2 separate regions of the Homo sapiens genome follow, and region 2 is linked to region 1. A link is a loop called in an ENCODE intact Hi-C map of the cell type or tissue named here. Cell type or tissue: K562. All regions are shown on one strand.

The links. Hi-C counts contacts between places; a loop is a spot of excess contacts. Peaks named below come from ENCODE experiments on the same cell type or tissue, not always from the same donor. Only the 100,000 strongest peaks of a DNase experiment are listed, where the experiment ranks them.
Region 2: it touches region 1 in a loop (4-fold over the local background); 5 of 110 quality-filtered maps call a loop at or near these places.

Annotation. Positions count from the first base shown.
Region 1 is chr4:74,431,037-74,436,036 of GRCh38, forward strand. No RefSeq gene overlaps it. Among named protein-coding and RNA genes, the nearest start is that of AREG, 12 kb to the right of the region's middle. In K562, no CTCF peak of the experiment used is centred here; a DNase peak (open chromatin) is centred at 2,785.
Region 2 is chr4:74,621,089-74,626,088 of GRCh38, forward strand. No RefSeq gene overlaps it. Among named protein-coding and RNA genes, the nearest start is that of BTC, 170 kb to the right of the region's middle. RefSeq lists a silencer at 2,027-2,321. In K562, a CTCF peak has its summit at 2,143 (motif pointing left); a DNase peak (open chromatin) is centred at 2,123.

The DNA.
Region 1 (5,000 bases):
CCTACTATAAATGGCAAAATCATCTGAAACTCCAAATAAGAACAAAACTATCGATTTCAGGAAAAATACTTGACACATTTGACATTCATAAAATTTATAACTGGATTTACAATTCCTCTTTTCTACAAATTCTACGTGTGTCTGTACTTTTTCACATTAACTAACAAATACTTTTTCCTATTCTGGCCATGTAATTTTAGCACACATGTTCAGGAAGCTTTTTGACGTGTGAAACACAAAGGCCAGTTCCTTTGTGGTTTAATCTGTCCCTGCTTAGAACAGACTGTACAGGAGTGGTCTATACCACAAGTTAGTGATAAGTTAGTAATTGCTTCACTTATGATATTACAAAACTGCTATTCTCATTAACTGAGACAAAAACCTGTTGTGTTCATGAGAAAATACAGCAAGACCTGTATATAATTAGTTTTGCTAAAAATGCATAAACCTTTAAAGATATTATTTAAACTCATAACAGAAATGCATGAAATACTGACCATTAATAATACTACCCTATAGTTCTTAGAGGTACGTATCTGTTTTCAAGTTTTGAATAACAAGAAGGCCAACAGAGAAGTTTGGCAACTCTGAAAAGTAACGGCCGGGTGCGGTGGCTCACGCATGTAATCCCAGCATTTTGGGAGGCCGAGGCAGGTGGATCATGAGCTCAGGAGCTCGAGACCAGCCTGGACAACATGGTGAAACCCTGTCTCTACTGAAAATACAAAAATTAGCCAGGCATGGTGGCGTGCGCTTGTGATCCCAGAGGATACTCAGGAGGCTGAGGCAGGAGAATCACCTGAACCTGGGAGGAGGATGTTGCAGTGAGCCGAGATGGCACCACTGCACTCCAGCCTAGGAGACAAAGCAAGACTCCATCTCAAAAAAAATAAAAATAAAAATAAAGGCTATCACACAATCTTTCAATGTACAATAACTGGAGTGATAAAATGTAAAATAAAATGTAAGAAAACAAGGAAAGTGTAGAAATGCATTTTAAGCACATTCAAAATGTTTTTTTTTAGAAATAACAAAAAGTGTCTGGGCATGGTGGCTCACACCTGTAATCCCAGCACTTTGGGAGGCCGAGGAGGGTGGATGACTTGAGGCCAGGAGTTTGAGACCAGCCTGGCCGACATGGTGAAACCCCATCTCTACTAAAAACACAAAAATTAGCCAGGCATGGTGGTGCATGCCTGCAACCCCAGCTACTGCAGAGGCTAAGGCCAGGCAGTGGAGGTTGCAGTGAGCCAAGATTGTGCCACTGCATTCCAGCCTGGGCAACAGAGCAAGACTCTGTCTGAAAAATAAAATAATAATAGAAATAACACAAGAGACATAAATATTTAGTGACTATAATTGGAGTTCATAAAACTCTATTGGACTCTGACTATTTTGATCACCTGACTTTAATACATGATTTTTCTGAAATAATAAAATGCCAAATCTTATCCTGAACTTATAAATTCATAAAGGCTTAATAGCATACTAAAATTTGAAAGCTTCCTTAATCAGTGTATGATAGTTGCAAACTTTGTTTTCTGATCTTAGATTCACAATTGAATTAGTGAAGATTCATAATAATTTAATGCAGATATTGCATATATGTGATTAATTGGTTCTTTAAGAATTATGTGCAAAGTATTTTTTTCTTTTTCATATATTCAAACATATTTTTAGTATACCAGTTTCCTATTTAAAGGAATAGTAATTGAATAATTTTCTAACATGAGTTTTTTAGATATAAAAAAAATCTTCATCACATTTAGATCACATTCACCTCAGCCCATGTAAGCTTCCTGTTGAAATTAACTTATCTATTCTTCACGTTTCCAACAAAACTTCCACATACGTGAATATACAGCCCCACCAGTTTATAATCTCACCGAATGCAGGAATCTTGGATTTTTTTTCACCCATGTATCCCTAAGTGGAGCAATTCTTAAGGGTGCACATCAGAATTTTCTTGAGAGTTATTTAAAAAAAAAATCACAGGCTTGGACCCCACCCCATAAACCTACTGAACCAAGAAAGGGGAATGGAATGTACATTTTAAAACAGTTATCAGGTGAGTCTGATCAGCTGACTCGTTAAAAAGCTTAAAAAAAAAGCTTTTATCTAGCAGTAGAGGGATGTTTGAGAAATGACTAGTGCAATGAATGCTTCTACAATGTCCTAAAATTCTGAGAGAAACTGTGAATTACTTAAGTGTAGGGGCTGTCTCATACTTCTTTGCACCATCTCCCTCCAACATTCCAAGTTCTCTATGTCACGTATTTTATTTCCTTTCCATCTAAAATTATTTTGTGTATTGCTCATCTCTTCCCCCTTCATAGGATATAGGTCCTTAAACAGGTGCATTACAACTTATTCAAAGTTTTATCCCCAGTGCCTAGAATAGTGCCTAGTTCTCAAAACATATCTGAGGAATAAATGAACTACCTAGAAGATTCAGTTTTCTATAAATGTGGTTAACAGTGTTACCATTTGAGGGTAGTTGTCCAGGTTCTTTGCATTTTGAACAAAGAATTGGACATGCACAAGCACGGAAGCCAAAGCAGAGATTTATTTTAAATAGGAGTACACTCCACAGGGTGTGAGTGGGCTTGACCAATACGCTCAGGGGTGCTGGTTACACAATTTTCTGGGGCTTATATACCCTCTAGAGGTTTCCCATTGGTTCACTCTAGTGGCCTGTGACCAGTCTGATCGGTTGAAGAGTAGGCCTGTGTCCAGTCTAATTGGTTGTGGAAAGGGACCAATCAGAGGTACTTTCGTTTTCTAACGGCCAGGCAGCAACTGCCACATAGCAAAAGGAGGGGTTTGTTTAAAGGGGGGTAGCCTCTGATATCCAGTCAGCACGAGTCAGCCTTTGGTTCCCTGCCTCCAGACCCTATTCTCCTGCCTTATTTCCCCCACTGAGAGATGTGATCCCCATAAATCTTTATGAGAGGAGGAGGGACTGATGGTCTTTCTTGTGTAACTACTTCATGCTGAGTTGGGGTGGAGTCCCTACCTAGTGGGGATCATGGGACTCTTTCCATGCTCTGTCTAGTAGAAACAGGATAGTTTCTTGATGGCGAGGGGTATTATCTTCATTTGGTACTTGCTGGAAGCTTTGTTGCCTGGTCATCTGAAGCTTGATGGTCTTTAGGCAAGAGGAAATGAATTTGGTTAAAAGATTTAATGGGAACTTCAAAGGTTGAATACCTATGCTGTCAGAAATGAATTAAAACATTCTGCTTAATTACTACAACAGAAATGATTCCAACCATTTGAAAAAAGGCAATTAAACTGCAAAATATATCTATGTATGTAGATAGATAGATGACAGATAGATAGATAGATAGATAGATAGATAGATAGATAGATAGATATAAAGAGATAGATACAAACATGGTGACCATTATCCATCCTACAGTAACTATATAACAAAAACACCAAGGAAAGTTTGTAGATATTATATTTTGTCTGTCTTCTAAACAGGTACTTCAGGTCGTCCACAGGATCACAGGTGTAGTGGCTGATGGGAACTTGAGGTTCCAGGTCCAGGGAACCCAAGTGATACCAGGGCTTCAGGTATCACAGACTTAATTCTTGATAGATGTATCCAACTATCTAATCCTAGTACCTTGACCACAGGAGGTGTGGCCAGTACCACTGAAAACAGTCCCTTCCATTTGGGTTGCAGTTATTGAACAGATGATCCCTCCTTCCATGTTTTAGCAAGTACTTTATCTCCTGGCCTGATTTTGGATTGTTGGTTAGTTGCTGGTATGGGAAGCCTTTGAGTTGCAAACTTTTGTAAAGCCTGCTGAAATTGTCCTAGGTTAACTAGGTATTTGACTAAACTGGCTGTTTCTGGACAGGTTAATTAATTAATTTCAGTAATTAGATCATTACTTAAGAATGGTTTCTGTATAACATTTTATATGGGCTTATATTAATTTTTTCTCTAGTGGTATTACGAATCCTTAAAAGAGCTATGGGCAGTAAGCTGATCCAAGTTTCTGATGTTTCCTTATATAGCTTAACCAACGCTCATTTTAGAGTTTGGTTAGCACTTTCTACTTTCCCAGAGGATTGAGGCCACCATGCTGAATGTAAACAGTATTTGATTCCAAGAGCTTTTAGCAACCCCTTGAGTTATTTGGGAGATAAAGGATAGACCTTTGTCACTTTGGAGACTCTGAGGTAACCCAAACCAGGGGATTATTTCTTTTAAGAGAAACTTTATAACTTCATTAGCCTTCTCTGTTCTAGTAGGGTAAGCTTTGACCAAGCCAGTAAAGGTATATATATATCTATTAACACTAACAAAAACTTGAATCCTCTGCAAGCTGGCATATGGGTGAAGTCTAATTGCCAGTCTTTCCCTGAGTAAGTTGCTCTCCTCTGGACTGGTTCTATTAGAGGAGGCATTTTGTTTCCTGGTTTGTTAAGTGCATACAGTGAGCAGGCTTGAAAGACCTGCTTAACCACCAAAGCTAAGTTAGGCCCAATGAAGAGCACGGTCAGGGTGGCATCTCTCATGATATAGAAAGAGTCAGGCAGAGGTTTTATAATCCTCCATTGGGGTTGTTTGAGGGAGATATATTTTCCTTCCCATATACCACCAGGATCCTTGTTTTTTCCTCCTTTCCCCTTTATTAACTGTTCTTCCTATAGTGTATATTTAGGTTCCACTGAGGAATCAGTCATAGAAAGGAATCTGTACTAGGGTCTGTTGGGATTGCACACTGAGGGCTGCAGCTTTGGCTTCTCTATCAGCCTTTCTGTTCCCTTGTGCTATAGGGGTTAAGCCCCTTTGATGCTCCCTACAATGGATTATAGCTACGGCCTTTGGCAGGTGTATTGCTTCCAATAGCTGAAAATTTCAGGCCCATGTTTTATAGGGGAGTGTTGGCTAGTCAGTAGTCTCCTTTCCAGATTGTAGCATGAGCATGAACCACAAGGAATGCATATGTAGAATCTCTATAGATGTCAAGCTTTTGTCCCAA
Region 2 (5,000 bases), 190 kb after region 1:
TAATAGGACTAACATGAAAGTAAATTCATGAATTCTGTAATATTATTTACGGTAATTCAAATTCCCTTATACTGTACTTCTTCTAAATGATGCAGTTACCAAAGACCCAATAGGACTTGCAGGCCTACTATCAAGACATTTTCAACAGTGACTCCAAGAAAAGAACAATCATGATAATCTGACATTTTTTTTTCTCAGTTCATGGCATTTATTTTCAATCTTTATCACACATGCCTGTTTCCTCATTTACAAATTATTAGAAACAATAGTACCCATTATGAATTATTACTACGAAGCAAACAAGCTAATATATGCAAGATGATTAGAAATGTTAGTCATTACTATTCTGTTTATCTTTATTCAGCCAGATGATGTTTTCTATTTTTAATATATTTTCCTATTTCATGGAGAAAAAAGTTCACTGTTGTTTCTGTCCCAAAACCCTCAATCCCAAATCATGACTGCATTACCTTCTCTAAACTTTATTGGTAGAAGTTAGCTGCTTGTCAAAGTTTCAAACAAACAAGCTTAGGAAGGAAGAGAAAAATATAAGTGGAAGAATTAAAGTAACATAACAAGGACCTGCATTTATTAATATTGTATTATAAGCTCACAGTATACAGGGATTGTGTCATCCATATATTTATTATTCACAGCATGTACAGCATTGTCTTGTGTATGATTAGTGTGTAAAAAATCTGAGTGAAAACAGGATGACTGAATAAAGGAGATAATAAATGAATGACAGTTGCCAAATGCCCTTAAAGCCTTGTAAAATGTTTGTTCAAAGAAGAGTTAGAAATATAGTAAACAAGACTTGGCAATTATCCATAAATTGAATTTGTTCAGGTTTTCCTTTCTTCCAGAAGTTATCATACTAATCAGAAACTGTTACATTCATATATCAGAGTCATCAAAATAAAGTCATCGAAGAAAGGAAGATAGAATAGATAGAGAAACTTTTCTGGTAAATTCTATGACAAATTATGATTGGAGTCTTATAAGTAGTCTTATATTTTTAAAATTCTAAACTTCAGAACTTTTGAAATATAACAATCATTTTATTGAAAAATAAAAGAAAGGCTAACAGTGTGCTTTAGATAAAGTTTTTCACATAATCATGCTTATCCACTGACAGTTTCATCTTCATACTTGTGCAATATAGAAGGAAACAGAGATACTTGGAAGTGCTCAGCCCGGGGAATAAGCTACAGGATGAAATGGCCCACGCTAGGAACCATCTACTTTACCCAGTGATACACAATGGAAAATAAACCTGTCTTAAAAAAAAAAAATGGGAACATAACAGGTGTTTGGTTGATTCTAGAATAAAATGCAAATTTTGAACAACTAAGATTAAACTTTAGAAATTCAAGGTCTTTCCTACTTTCAATTTCTACCTAGGTTCCCAAAACTTCTCTCCTACAGAACCCCCAACCCCCAGCTCCCTACACAGACATTTGCACTTCTCTCTAAACACTGCTCAAAAGCAGCATTTCTCAAACTTTCTCTGATCAGGATTCACTGAGCCGAAAGGAAAACAAAAGAAAATATGGTCTACTTCACTGATTCTAGCATTGAAGAAAGCTTTGTGATGGGAACAATTAGGGAGGAATAATTATAATAGCAGCATTTCAGCAATTACGCAGGAACAAAGCCATCAGGAAAAGTGTAACCTAGGAATAATTCTATACATAAATTAAATAATGCAAAAATAGGAGCAACTGAAAACCATAGCTAGCTTAAAACAATCCTAAAATTATAACAAGGTTAGAGAATCTTCTCTGAAAATTCGGGCAATCCCAACAATCTAAGTGTGCGTTAAAAGTTCTTGCTAAGCATTGCTTGACAGTGGGATTTCTTAGCAGAATATTAAATTAGGACCCTCAAATTTTAGAAGGGTAATATTTTAATTTGTGAATATCAAATTTTTAAATTATTAATAATGCACTTGGAAGATTACTCACAGCTAGGTAATATTTATTTGAATATAAATATAAGCATATATTGAATTCCCAAACTTTTTCCACTCCTAAAAAACTGAGAAACAGACTTTCTGAACTGCTCTTGGGCTTCAGACTATGCTGAGATGAAAACACAGCTGTAGTTCAGGGGCTTCGTCACAGATAATATGCATTTTGGTGTCACCTACTGGCATGATGTGACATGACATGACAGAAGTTTATGAGCCAAAGCATTTAAAATAGTAATGGTGCATTGTTCTGTGTCAAACACTGCGTCAGGCACAAAAGGTACAGTAGTAAGCAAAATAAACTACTACTTCCACTATCAGGGGAGGCAAATATTAATAAAATAATCACAAAAGTAGAGGCAAGATGGAACGGTCCTAATCTTGGGGATCAGAGAGTGCTGAGGCTGAAGGCAGGGTCTAAGTTCTCTAGGCAAACAGAGGAAATAGGGAGATGAAGGGGAGAAGACTGCGTAGGGGACTGGACAGGAGGGAGCCTGGCATGTTTGAAGAAGTGAGGGAAGCCATGGTGGCTGGAACCCAGAAAACTGAAGGGAAAGGAGGGTAGGAGTGGTGAAACATGAAGCTGAAGAGATAATAATAGTAGTTGTAGTAATAAGATGCTCTTTCATGGATAATTCTCTATCATGGCTTCACAGAGAGCTCCAACCTGTTAATGTTCAATTTAATTGTATTGAACAGCTACAAAGGACCACATTCTATAGCTGCAATGTTCTCATCTTCAAGGTCATTGGAAAATGTTGTTATCAAAATTAAGGGTGTAGCTCAATAAACTGACAAACTCAAGATTCAAAATTGTTTTTAACAACCAGGAGTTGGGGGTTAAAACAAACAAGTTGAAAGTTAAAAAAAAATAAAGTCCTTCATGTAAGGTGAAAACAAAAATATGCAAAATATGGTAGCAACCTGGCTTATAAAAAAGATATGGAAATTTTAGTTGGCCTCAGGTTCAATATATGTTAAAAGTGTGAAAAGACACGGAATATTAACTTATGATTTTTTTAAGTACCTTTTCTGGATCAAGGGAGGTAAGAGTCAAGAGGAGTCTTTGCAGTTCTCTGTGCTACATTTTAAGGATTTTGACCAACTAGAAAAAAATGACCTGTGTAATGAAGAGTTTAAATGCATGCCAAATGAGAGTCTTAGCTTGAGGGTAAAGGGCCTATGGAAGACTTGATAAGTTTTTCAAATACTGGAAAACTTGTGATGTGAAAAGAGTGAATTCCTCCAGTGTAAAGAACAGAACAAAGGCAAGTGGAGAGACACTACCAAGGGTGGAACTTACAATGAAAGCTTCTGGAAAACAATAAGCTTATACAAATATATACTGTTTTAATAATGGTGAGGCACCAGTGGTTGTTATTTCTGAGGCCAGCATCCTATGCAGTGTAAAAGCCCAAAGATGAATGGAGAAACACGGCTCCTATTTTCTGTTCTACCTGACGGCACAAGGTGCCAATGATGCATTACTCATCAATGACCCCTGGCTTCAAAACGAAATAGACAATAACGCAGAAAAAACAGAAGACAACCTAATTGTATAAACTGAAGACAGTAGAAGATAAGCACTCAAAGACAGAGAATAGAATGACAAAGGAAAAAAGAAATGTTTTCTTTTATTTTCTCATTTTACTCTCTCCTCTGCTTTTTTAACCTACATTCTTGTTTTTATTTTTCAACTATCATCTTCTGCTTCTTAAAGAATGGTGACAGTCTTGCTTAGTGAGTTCCAGGACTCGTGGGATTTTAAAGAGATAACTTGAGAACCACAATAACCACAAAGTTTATGTAGCAATAAACATCCTAACATACTGCACAAAGTGAGAACAAAATGAAGTCAAAGTACAGTTTAAATATACTGATGGAAAATTAATTTACAATGAGTCACTAAAGGGAACTGGGGACACATCCTGTCAAGATGACCTCATTGAATCCACACTTCTCTCTCCTATACAAAGGCCCTTGGTTCTTTCCTAACCACAACAAAATTATAGTATAATATTTTAAAATAGGTGAATGCCTGGTGGGCCAGACCTAATTTTGAGCTTCCAGTATTTCCTCTTCTCTTCTTTTCTTAGAAACTACCTTAGAAAAAAGTATTTCTAAGCAAGCAAAGCCTGCATTTGTCAGTGTGAGCTAAAGTTACCTGTTCTGTTGAACGAAAGGATTGTAGCCTAGGTTTGCTAATTTAGACACAGTTGAATATAATGAGCAGATAAAGACGAGGAGCTGCAATTGGTGGTAAGAAGGAACAGGATTGTTGTGTCATAGGCATAAATGTATCTTAGCTATTTTTAAAATATAGAAATAATTATTGGTTCCTGAGAAGAAGCCGATGGTTAGTTGGTCAGTGGATTACTTCCTGTTGAACATTAGATGATATACCAAATGCTGGGTTAAGTCCAAAACAGTTTTACCTCAGATCAGTCTGACGGCTTTGAGGAAAGGAGGAGGCAGTCACATCTTATGATTTTTGCGAGGAAATATCATTTCTGATATTACCTTGAGTTTGGAAGATGAAAGAAGACTATGTGAAATATTAAGCTTTCCAAATTATAGATTCTTTGGCCATGTGAAAAAACAAGCATCATTCTTCATGGCCTCACCCTGTATTAGCTGTGACTTGCATAAAATGGCTAAGCTTCTCTACACAGTCCTGATGACTTGTTGAGGTTGTTCTCCAAAGAGAAAATAAAGTGACTGTTTCACAGGCAGAAGATCTGGTCCAATGCAATTTAACTTGTAGAGTATGGAGGAGCATACATTCTAACAATTATAAAATGACTTGTAATAGCATTATTGTGTAATGTACTTTCACATTTGTGGTGATGTTCCCCATCACTTACTTGTGATTTCTACACCTGTTAACATGTGTTGAAACATCTTCTCAGTACACATTTTACTTTTTTCTATAGACTGTAAAGGAGGCAAAAATTAAATGCTTCCTTAAGCTTGGAAACAATATTGTTCTCCAAGAGCAAATGTAGAATCAAGACGTCATAAGGCAGAA